Regions from separate parts of the Mus musculus genome. Here region 2 is linked to region 1. A link is a loop called in an ENCODE intact Hi-C map of the cell type or tissue named here. Cell type or tissue: heart. All regions are shown on one strand. Each heading gives the region's core, and the rest is flanking DNA. Links, peaks and the distances in the headings are about the cores only.

Region 1 (5,369 bases), core at 289-5,288:
AGAAAACCTGACTGATTCACTAGAGCACACAGAAAAGAACAACTTAAGCAAGGGAAAGCACGGGGCAAGGAGCTTGCTCTATCGTGGAGACTAACACGTGATTTGCTCTTCCTCAGGGGATCATGAGGGACCCTGTAAGTAGCCAGTACAGCTCCTTTCTTTTCTGGAGGATGCCCATCCCAGAACTGGATCTGTCGGAGCTGGAAGGCCTGGGCCTGTCAGATACACCTACCTACGAGAGCAAGGATAGCAGCAGCGTTGGCAAAATGAACGGGCAGGCATCTGGGACGGAGCAGAAGAACCCTGAAGGTGACCCCCTCCTTGAGTACAGCACCTTCAACTTCTGGAGAGCGCCTATTGCCAGCATCCACTCTGTCGACCTGGACTTGCTTTAAGGCCAAGATCTCTCTCCCACCCCGTACCTTCATTATCTTCCCTCTTAAGTCCCTTCCTCTCTAAGCCTTCCACTTTAATCTTGTTCTCTTCCCTCTATTGTGCTGGTGGTGCTGATGAATCTGCCAATTGAATTGTAGGTTTGTATGTATGTACGTACTTATTTATCTATCTATATTTATTTATTTATTTATTTATCTGCCTACTCCGTTTCTCTCAAAAGCCCTCTAGGCACAAAGTCAAGGGTTTAATCAATGGAGTACTAGATCATAGGATTTCCTCCCGTCAGCCCGGAGAATATTAACTAATCCCAGAAAAGAATCACCCTTATTTGAGGCACCACAGAGAGGTACAGTTGTGCAAAATGGGAGACCAATTATTTTGTTTGTTTGTTACATTTTAATCAACTTCAAAGATTACTTGAGCCTCCCTAATGTCCTCTACCAGGCCAGTAAGCAAATACTGCTTCAAGAAGTAATGAGAACCTGGAAGTTTTGAGACACTTTCTACAAAACAGGATTTCTAAAAGGCTAAGATAAGAAATGCTGCTGCTGCTTACAATGCATTCTCTTCCCCAGAAACACGCAGGCAGTTAAAGGTGGGAAACAAAGGAGTGGGATGAGGAAAAACATCGCACCGTTTCAGAGGTAGCTCCTTTAATATCCAGCTCTGCTTCCAGCTGTGGGTAGAAATGCTCAGAAAATCAGATTTGAGTCTTCACAGGGAAACTTCACTATGAGGATAATTCCTAAAAGACAAAAGATGTATCTGATCTAAAGAAACACCAGAGTATTATTAGGGGAATTTATATAAAATTGTGATTTTGTCATGGAACAGGCAGATGTTTTGGTCCTAAGTATTTTAGCTTTGCCTTTCTGTAGTTGCAGTATGTGATAGGAATCAGTGATTCCTGACACAGTTCTTTGGCCGCCATAAGACCGTGAAGTAAGCAGTTATGTTCAGACCCTACCCGTCCCCATTCCTTCCAAAGCTATTGCAGATGAATTGCGGAGCTGTTTATTCATTTATGGAATAAAGACGTTAAATCCTAAGTCTGGGGCTTAGTTTTTTCCATTCCAATGAAGTACTACAGATTTTACTCACACTTCCGAATCCAGCTTTCCCTTTTATCTTTTTTTCTTTCTTTTTTTTTTTAAGTGAAGCTTTTCTTTTTATTTTAAAAAGATTTACTATACTATATATGAGTACACTGTTGCACTCTTCAGACACACCAGAAGAGGGCATTGGGTCCCATTACAAGTGAGCCAACATGTGGTTGGTGGGGATTGAACTCAGGACCTCTGGAAGAGCAGTCAGTGCTCTTAACCACTGAGTCATCTCTCCAGCGCTTCCTTCTGTCTGTCTAATATTTGACTTTGAAGAACAATTTAGGATTTGGACATAGCTCAATGGTAGAAGGGCTTGCCAAGCATCTACAAGGCCCTGCTAGGGTTCCCCTGTAAGCAGCCAGTGCTCAGAGATTAGCCACGCCCCCCAGCCCATTATTAACTTTTAAATTTGTGTGGTTTTCTTCGGAGGCGGGCCTTGAACTCAGAGAAATCCACCTGACTCTGCTGGACTCTGCTAGGGTGGGCCTAGCACTTTGGTATTAAATTAGGAGACCTGTGCCTCCTGCTGTGATCAAAGGCGTGTTTGTTATTATTACTGATTTTAATTTTTAGTGTGCATTGGTGTTTTGCCTAAATGTATGCTTGCTTGTGTGAGGGTGTCAGATCTTGGAGTTAAAGGCAGTTGTAAGCTGCAATGTGGGTGCTGGGAATTGAACTGGGGTCTCCTAAGGCATTGCTCCAGCGTCCTGTTATTGATTTTTGAAAGGTTTTCTCCGAGCTTTCTCTCGGTCCTTATATCAGTTAAAATGGTGAACAGAAACCAAGATAGACTGGTAAATGAAAGACATGCAATTTCATGTCCCATCCTATTCTAGTCTTCCCCCCAAAAGTTCAGGGGTTCTTTCCTGACCTATATTCAGGACACTGGGAAAGTGTCCGGTCAGACAGGAGTGCATAACCAGAAGGTCCCGAATAGCGGAAGCAAGATTCTCCCCCAACCCTCAAGTTAGCCCGGCGTTGAACCAGCAGGAAGGTAGAGTGCGGACGCCAACACGCACCAGTAACCAGTTCCTCCGAGCGCTGCACTGGTTGGCGCCAAAACTACCATCTGCGTCCGTCCCCTGCCGGAACTATCCCTCACGTAAGCCACGTAATCGGTGATCCTGCGCCTCGCTAAGTAGTCCCGCTCAGGATGCCCGCGGTATACGTTTTTCCAGCTCACGAGGTCCTCAGTAGGAAGGAGTCGGACTCAGAGGTGCGTTGAGGTCCTGAGAGAAGGGCAAAGTGGCTCCGCTAACCCATTTCCTTCAGATTCCTCCGCCAGGACGTATAGTCACAGCGCCTTCACTTCCGGGTCCGCCATTTTATTGCCTCCATTTCTCCGTGAGGGGGGGTAAGGGCCCCCCCAAATATGCATATGTGAAAAGGCCGAAAAGTGAGGCCGCTGGCAAGGAGTCTTAACTAGAGAAAGAAACGGGACCAAACTGGCGGGCCCAGTGAGAGCGAAGCCGGCAGCGCTCCGGAATAGGTGAGGGGGAAAGGACACGCAGGGTTCCGGAGCTTCCGAACTGCGATGCAAGGGGCAGTGATAAGTGGCCGGCCCAGCCCGGCCAGGACCTGTGGGCGCCGGCCTGCACACTGCCGGAGCGGGGGTGGCGGCGGGGGGGAGAGGGACCAAGAGGAAGGGGATGCTGTCGGGAGGAAGGGGAGGGGACTGGGAGGTGAAGGGGGTGGGTGGAAGACCTGGGGCTGGGGAGCTGGACTCCGGGAAGCCAAGGCCACATGGGGTGACCACGAGGGGGCGGTGTGGCGCAGGAGTCCGGGCTGCCACTACAGACTGGGGCTCCCACTTGCAAGTTGGCGCCCCTGAGTTTGGCAGAGTGCTGATGTCAAAAACTGAGGGATATGTGACTAGGGAGGAAGTGGGAACTGGACTTTTCAAGGTCCAGTAATAACGTGAAACTTTAGTAAGTTCATAATGTGAACAAGAGCAGTCATGGACTTATATCCAGTTCTCAACACAGATGCTTGTACAGCTGGCCTCCCAGTGGGAATGTGTGGGGGGTGAGGGGGGGGAGAAAAAGAAAAAAAAGTACAGACCGAGAATTCTTCAATTGCTTTCTTTCTTAGCGTGCACCTCTTGTCACAGATTTCCTCCAGGAATTCTGCTGTCTCCCTCTTCCTATAAAGGATTTTCTCTAGTTTCCAATCCAATATTTGGGTCTTACTATGTAGTTTGGATTGGCTGCCTCACAGCGATTCTCTAACCTTAGCCCCTGGAGTGTTGGAATTACTGAGGTGAGCCATGTTTTTTGTACATGCTTTGCAAAGAACAAACCACCACACCCAAATGATAAACAAAAGTTATTATTCTTTGGTAATGGGCTGCTTTGTCAAGTGCTCAGGCACTCCATGGTTATTAAAATATTTATTGAAAGTTCTGAACACTAAGTACTCAGTGCTTGAGAAGAGGAGAGAGAAAGATCCAGGTGTTCAAGGCCAGCCTGTGCTACTTGACCCAGAAAGGTCTCCTGGTCTTGTTTTGTATTTTATTGGCTTCCTATTCCTAGGAGGCAGGGTTGGGAGTATAGCTCAGAGGCAAGTGTGAATGTAGCATGCCTGTGGCCCTGGATTCAACTCCTAGCACAGAGGGACTAGGAAGAGAATTTAGAAAAATCTTAGGATACACACTAGACAAACGCTCATGTGAAGTTTATGTGGATGCATATCCAGTAAGGGAGAACAGTTCCCCTCTGTAGCATTCAGAACCATGGGGTTGTATAGGTTGGGCAGGTGGAACTTAGCATATAAAGCCAGCGAGACTGACAGTCTTGAGTTTGATCCACAGAGTTGAAGGAGAGAACCAACTCCTGCGAGTTGTCCTGTGGCTTCCACATGCTATGGTGAGTGAATACACACAGAAACACACACAAGCTAATTAGTTAATTTCAATTGCCTATGTTATTCTCTGGTCTTAGGGTTCTACCAGCCTTTATGTATGGGGAGCTAGAAGAATGACCCACCAGTCTCCCCATAATGCTTTTTATTTAAAATACTTTATTACATTTTGTGTATGTGTGCTCACTTACACACATACCATGACTTTCATGCATGTGGAGATCAGAGGACAACTTAGAGGATGTGGGAGCCGGGCGTGGTGGCGCACGCCTTTAATCCCAGCACTCGGGAGGCAGAGGCAGGCGATTTTCTGAGTTCGAGGCCAGCCTGGTCTACAGAGTGAGTTCCAGGACAGCCAGGACTACACAGAGAAACCCTGTCTCGGAAAAAACAAAAAAGAGAGGATGTGGGAACTGGGGATCCATCAGGACACCAGGTTGGCAGCAGATATGTTCACCCACCAAGCCGTATATAGACCTCACTGATCTCCAAAATCATCGTCTTGCAAATGCATTTTAATCTAGGTAGATGCTATAGGTTAAATCAGGAGTGACAGGGCAGGAAAGAAGGCATGTCAGAAGTCATGTCCCTGTCAAGTAACCAAATATAAGAACTGTTTTCCCATAATTCTTGGCATCGGTTACTTTTACAAGGTCCGGCACAAGCAACTGCCCTCCTTTGTTGGTTTGAAACATGGTCTTATGACACTTAGGCCAACGTCAACTCATCATCATCCTGATTTAGTCTCCCAGAGTGCTGCGGTCACAGGCAGATGTTGTCAGGCCCGGCGTGACTTCATTTTCATCGTGACACACCTGCTCATGCTTGTTTCTAAAGAGTTTTCTCTGAAGACAGCTTTGATATGCCTGGTGCTTTGATCTCAACTATTCCTCATCACATGATGCTCTGTCCAGATTGGTCTGATCCGATCCCACGTTAGGAGAATGATGTCTAGAGTTAGTACCAATAAAGCCTTCAGAACCACATTTAAGCAAGAGGTGTAGAAGG
Region 2 (5,369 bases), core at 244-5,243, 98 kb before region 1:
AAGGGAAGAAGGCAGAAGGCCAACTGAAGGAACAATTTTGGACACCCCACCTCTTCCTTCCTACCTTTTGGGTTAACTGGATAGGAAATAGGGACTAATTCCTGACCTTGTCGCCTGGCTACTGTGTTCCTCAGTGCCTAACTTTTCCTCCAGTGAGACCTAAAATCAAGCACACAGGCAACCCTAGCCTTGGGCCATCTCCAAGCCGTCCCATAACTAGGATGTTTTTCTTCATAGAGCCTTTCGAGAGTTAAAGATTCAGAGAGCTAGCTAAGGGCCCCGAGTGGGTGGAGCCTCTCTCCCGGGCTCCAGCAGCGTAGGAATGTCTAGTGCCTTGCTTATCCCTACCAAAAAGGTAAGGAGCTAGAGGGTGGGGGTTGGGTAGTCACAGAACAGCACACCTATCTCAACCTGGGGATTCTTGCGCTGTGTCCCTGGGAAGTGAAGACTGCTGGGGGCCTGCACACTGGGCTTCAAGCTTGATGTGTCCTTCTTTGTTGTTCTGAACTTCCACAGTAGAGAAGCAGCACCAGAGGCAAGCAGGGTCAGGACGTTTGACTCAACAGGAGGAGAAGGGACTAGGGTTTCTAGTCAGCCTTACACACCTCCTCAGAGCCAGTTGGCTCCTTGCTGCGCCCCTGGCGGCTACTTGGCACAGCACATCAGACAGAGCATTCCATCAACATGAAATCAGAACTAGAGAGAAGGCGACATCCAGCCCCTAAGGGCTGATTACACCTTGATTACACCTGCAACTTAATTACACCTGCAACTCTTCCACTCACAAAAATTATACCGCCTGCACACGTGAGGAGATCCAGTGTAGTGTCCATCTGTCTTCCTCACACACACCTGCCTCAGAGACAGGCACCACTTTCAGAATCACAGGCTGAAGAGGAGCCAATACAGCACGGACTTCACAAGGATTATATTACTTGAAACCTAAGCAAGGTTTTTGCCTGGCTCCAACTCTGATTGATTCCTCCCCACCCCACCCTCCAATGCAAGTGTAATAGGGTGAGAGATGGGCACCTGCAGAGCCAGAAAGCTGGGAGGATAGAAGTGTGACCTGTAAGAAAACCTCAGGGCCAGTGAGACAGTAGATAGTGGGATAGAGACGGTTTCACAGGGCTCTCAAGTCTGAGCAACCATTAAGAAGGCGACATAGAGCCGGGCGTGGTGGTGCACACCTTTAATCCCAGCACTCCAGAGGCAGAGGCAGGCGGATTTCTGAGTTCAAGGCCAGCCAGATCTACAAAATAAGTTCCAGGACAGCCAGGACTATACAGAGAAACCCTGTCTCGAAAAACCAAAAAAACAAAAACAAAAAACAAAAAACTTCTTTCTAGGGCTGGAGAGATGGCTCAGTGGTTAAGAGCACTGACTGCTCTTCTGAAGGTCCTGAGTTCAATTCCCAGCAACCACATGGTGGCTCACAACCATCCGTAATGAGATCTGATGCCTTCTTCTGGAGTGTCTGAAGACAGCTATGGTATTTACATATAATGAAATAAATAAATCTAAAAAAAAAAAAAAACAAAATCAACAACCATTTAAAAAAAAAAAAAAAAAAGAACTTCTTTCTAGATATTGAAGAGCAATAGAAGTCAACTGCTTCGGGCTAAAGTATGAGCCCAAAAATACAGGGCAGATTCTGGTAAAGCTAAGGGGTGAGGCTGTGACAACCGTGGCCTCAGGCTTCTCTGGGATGTTTCACAAACTTCCCTGCTCCAACCCCAAACACTATATAAGAATATGCCTTCCAGAGACAGGGAGAGGCCAGTAGGTTGAAGTAGCAGCGGCAAATGGGGTAGTGTTGAAAGGAACTGTACAATGTCAGTCTCCCTGTGGCCAGCGACAGAGAGAAACCTAGTCAGAGGCTCCAGTGAGAATAGAGGCACCAGAACTAGTTCACACACACAGCACACCACACCACACCCCTTAGAAATTAGGCACTATGTGGCCAGAAACAAGACCTAAGGAACGGAATATTTGACCTTAGGGGCCCCATCACAAATGCAAGACAGTCACCTTAGCTCTGGGATGGGAAGTGACCCCCTACCCCAGCTCTCACACAAACAGAAGTAATTTCTGGGGGAGGCCTTCCCTAACTCAGTTCTGGGGAAGACCGGCTCACTCCAGACCTCACAGCGCTTAGAACACCCTGACAGCTGAGGCTGGAAACTCGGATAAGTGAGATCTGGTTTGGATGCCAGGAGTGCAGCTTAGGCACAGGAATTCCCAAGCTCAGGCTAAAAAGAAATGCCACCCACCTGCAGGTAGCCAACTAACTTGAGGGCCTCTGGGCCTGTAATTAGCAAGTTACAACCCAGAGCTGGCCAAACACGCCCCATAACGGTATAGGAATGTGAGCCCTTTGGGGCCGGGACAGACACTAAAGAGTGTACTCCTTCCTGTTTCCCGTTAGGCACATGGACACTCTGACCTCCCTCTTGGGATGGGCACAAGGGGGTCAGAAACAGAGGCGGCAGCGGCGGCGGTAGCAGTAGCAGCAACAGCAGCAACAGCAGGGGCCGCCACCGTTCCTCCTCGGCCTCCACACTCAGGCCCCAGGACGCACGCGGGCCCGCAGGGGCTTCTAGCACCGAAGGTCCGCTACTGCTCCACTCCTAACAAAGGGGCGTCTGTACCATGGATCCTGAGCGAGCGCCCGGCCCCAGTCCCCCTACCTGTTGCCCCGCAGGCCTTCTCTGGTCCGAGGCCCCAGCCGGGCCCGGATCGCCCGCTCCAGCAGCGCTCGGCCCGCCCTCCGGCAGGCCGGCCGCCATGAGCCGGTGGAGGCCCCGCTCCCTCCGAGCTGCACCCTGAGCCCCCGCGCCCGTCACTGCCCCGCCACCCTCGCGGACCCGCGCACAGACTTACTCGGCGTCCGGTGCAGAGCTGCTCCGGCCCGGGCGCCGCTACTCCGTTTCCCACTTCTAGCGCCCGGCCGGTGCGCACTGACTGGGCCGGGTCCTCTCCTCCCCCTTCCGCTGCCCGCGGCTCCCTCCCTCCTTCCTCCTTTGCCCGCCGAGCCCCGGCGAGCCCAGGCCGAGCCCAGTAGCGGAGCTGAGTTGGGTGTGGGCCGCGGCCGGGCGGGGCCCGGTGCCCGGAACCCTGCGCTGCGCCTATGGAGCGGAGGAGCCCCGACGGGGCGGGTGGCACGTGCCCCGCAGGGCGCCTGGGTCTCTGAGTGGCGCGGTTGCGGCCCACCCGGACATTGGTCAGGGACCCCCTGGTGCTTGAGCCCAGAGCAGTTCAGAGCTGGCTGCCTCTGCCCAACCCCGCGGCCCTGGTGTGGTCGGCGACCTCAGCCCATGATTTACCCCCGGGTTGAATGCTACAATCCCATCGTCCGGCTTCACTGGGCATCAGAGGAAGGGTGCACGCGGAGAAAACCCTGCACAGATCCCGATGCTCCCTACGGTGAGATCCACAATGCCCCCTCCCCCAGCCCTGCTGTTTAGAGTCCTAACAGAGCTACTCAAACCTTTTGTAAAATGTACTCCAGGCTACACTATGGTTAGCCGTGATCAGTTTCGTATTAGAACCTGTTTTCCCTTAAATAGTCCCATAAAATCTATGCCTCAAGAAGAGAGCAGCAGGTTGGAGACATGGCTCAGCGGTTAAGAACACCGACTGCTGTTCTAGAGATACTGAGTTAAATTCCTAGCAACCACATGGTCACTCACAACTATCTGGGATCCCATGCACTCTTCTGGTGCGTCTGAAGACAGCCACATTGTACTCATATAAATTAATAAATAAGGGGACGGATGGGGGGGAGAGAGAGAGAGAAAGCGCCCAGCAGCCTTAACTCCCATCTCCCATACTCCCATTATGGACAGAACTTGACTAAGTTGTCAAGTGACCCTTAACCGGGAGAGTTAAGCTTAGCTTCTTCCATGTAAAAAATGCTTTAAAAACTATCCCCTGGGAAGTGGTGGCGCACTCCTTTAATCCCAGCACTTGGGAGGAAAAGGCAGGCGGATTTCTGAGTTCAAGGCCAGCCTGGTCTACAGAGTGAGTTCCAGGACAGCCAGGGCTACACAGAGAAACCCTGTCTCGAAAAACCAAAAAAAATACAAAACAAAACAAAACCAAAACCCTGCCTGGTGCAATTTCACATCTCATGCCCAAGCACAGTCCCAGCATTTGGGAGACTATGTTTTTTTTTAAACCTTCATAAAATAGTTTTGTTTTTTCTTTTTAAATTTATGTGTGTGAGTGTTTTGCCTGAATGTATGCATGTGTTCCACGAATGTCTGGTGGCCAACAAGGTCAGTGGAGGATATCAGATTCCCTGGAACTGGAGTTATATAAGGTTGTAAGCAGCTATGTGGGTGCTGAGAATCAAACGGGTCCTCTGTAAGTAAGAACATGACAGCTGAGCTGTCTCTCCCGCCTTTGTTATGAACCCAGGTCCTCTGAAGGAGCAGCCTGTGCTCTTAACCGCCGAGCCATCTCTCCAGCCCCGCCGTTTGTCTGTCATCATTAAGCCTGTGCCAGAGGCTTGCCTCACAATGTATGCCTGCCTTCTAGCACCAGGGCTTTGCCTGTGATCTTAGGAAGAGATGTAACCTCACTACTCTAGTGTGAGAGTTTGGCTCTCGATCTTGTCTGTTTGGGGAGTTAGAGAGGCAGTGGATGATTTCCAGCCTGTCTGCCCACTTGGTCCTTGCAGTGAGACCCCAGCACAGATGATACACCACAAAAGCCTGGCTGTCCCCTGCACTCTGCTCTATCCCTCTTCAGTAGCCTTCCTAAAATCTTCTGCAACGCGCACACACATACACCCTCACTTCTTTTTCCAACCAAGTCTGCTGTTTGGGCACTGGCTAACCCTTTTTAACCCCTCCCCACCGTTCTTGATGAATTGTCCCTTTTTCTTTTCTTTTTCTTTTCTTTTCTTTTCTTTTTTTTTTTTTTTTTTAATACTTGGCTTTCCCATGGTTTCCACCAGATACTTCATTTGTTTGTTTGTTTTTTCGAGACAGAGTTTCTCTCTGTGGCCCTGGCTGTCCTGGGATGTATTTTTAATCTTTTTGAGAAAGTATCTCACTATGTTGCCCAGCCCGGTTCCAAACTCAAAATCCTCCTACGGTTTGGATTTTCAGGTGTGAACTAACACACTCAGCTGTACCAGACTTTTTAAATATGTCCTCTGGGTAAGTGCAATTAACTTTAAAAGAGAGGAAGAGAGGAAGAAAGAGAAAACAGAAAGCAGTGGGGAGTTTTGTGGGCAGAGGCAGGATATCGGAGAGTGAGGGCCTGAGAAATGGAGATAAGAAGGTATACAAAAGAGTAAATGGAAGGAGGAGAACCCTGGCCTCCGCCAGCACTGGGGTGCTGTTCCCCACACACTCTCC

What was found. Peaks named below come from ENCODE experiments on the same cell type or tissue, not always from the same donor. Only the 100,000 strongest peaks of a DNase experiment are listed, where the experiment ranks them.
Region 2: a loop joins it to region 1, with 6 times the contacts of the local background. A loop is called at or near these places in 2 of 42 quality-filtered maps.

The regions. Positions count from the first base shown.
Region 1 is chr3:95,215,211-95,220,579 of GRCm38, reverse strand. It overlaps Gabpb2 (GA repeat binding protein, beta 2), which reads left to right and starts at 2,638. Exons shown (of 10, transcript NM_029885.1): 1 at 2,638-2,991; 2 at 4,312-4,366. Mllt11 (myeloid/lymphoid or mixed-lineage leukemia; translocated to, 11) reads left to right here. Exons shown (of 2, transcript NM_019914.4): 2 at 117-2,036. The coding sequence starts at 123. The coding sequence ends at 395. Gm16740 (predicted gene, 16740) reads right to left here and starts at 3,123. Exons shown (of 4, transcript NR_108026.1): 1 at 2,522-3,123; 2 at 1,031-1,141. In heart, for the core only: no CTCF peak of the experiment used is centred there; DNase peaks (open chromatin) are centred at 2,599, 2,839 and 3,229; H3K4me3 peaks cover 2,188 bases; H3K27ac peaks cover 2,364 bases.
Region 2 is chr3:95,312,860-95,318,228 of GRCm38, reverse strand. Anxa9 (annexin A9) reads left to right here and starts at 3,049. Exons shown (of 14, transcript NM_001379545.1): 1 at 3,049-3,426. It overlaps Cers2 (ceramide synthase 2), which reads right to left and starts at 3,039. Exons shown (of 11, transcript NM_029789.2): 1 at 2,884-3,039. It overlaps LOC115489748, which reads left to right and starts at 2,433. Exons shown (of 2, transcript XM_030252979.1): 1 at 2,433-2,472; 2 at 2,665-3,485. The coding sequence starts at 2,433. The coding sequence ends at 3,467. In heart, for the core only: CTCF peaks have their summits at 641 and 2,533; DNase peaks (open chromatin) are centred at 658, 2,528 and 3,028; H3K4me3 peaks cover 3,806 bases; H3K27ac peaks cover 4,013 bases.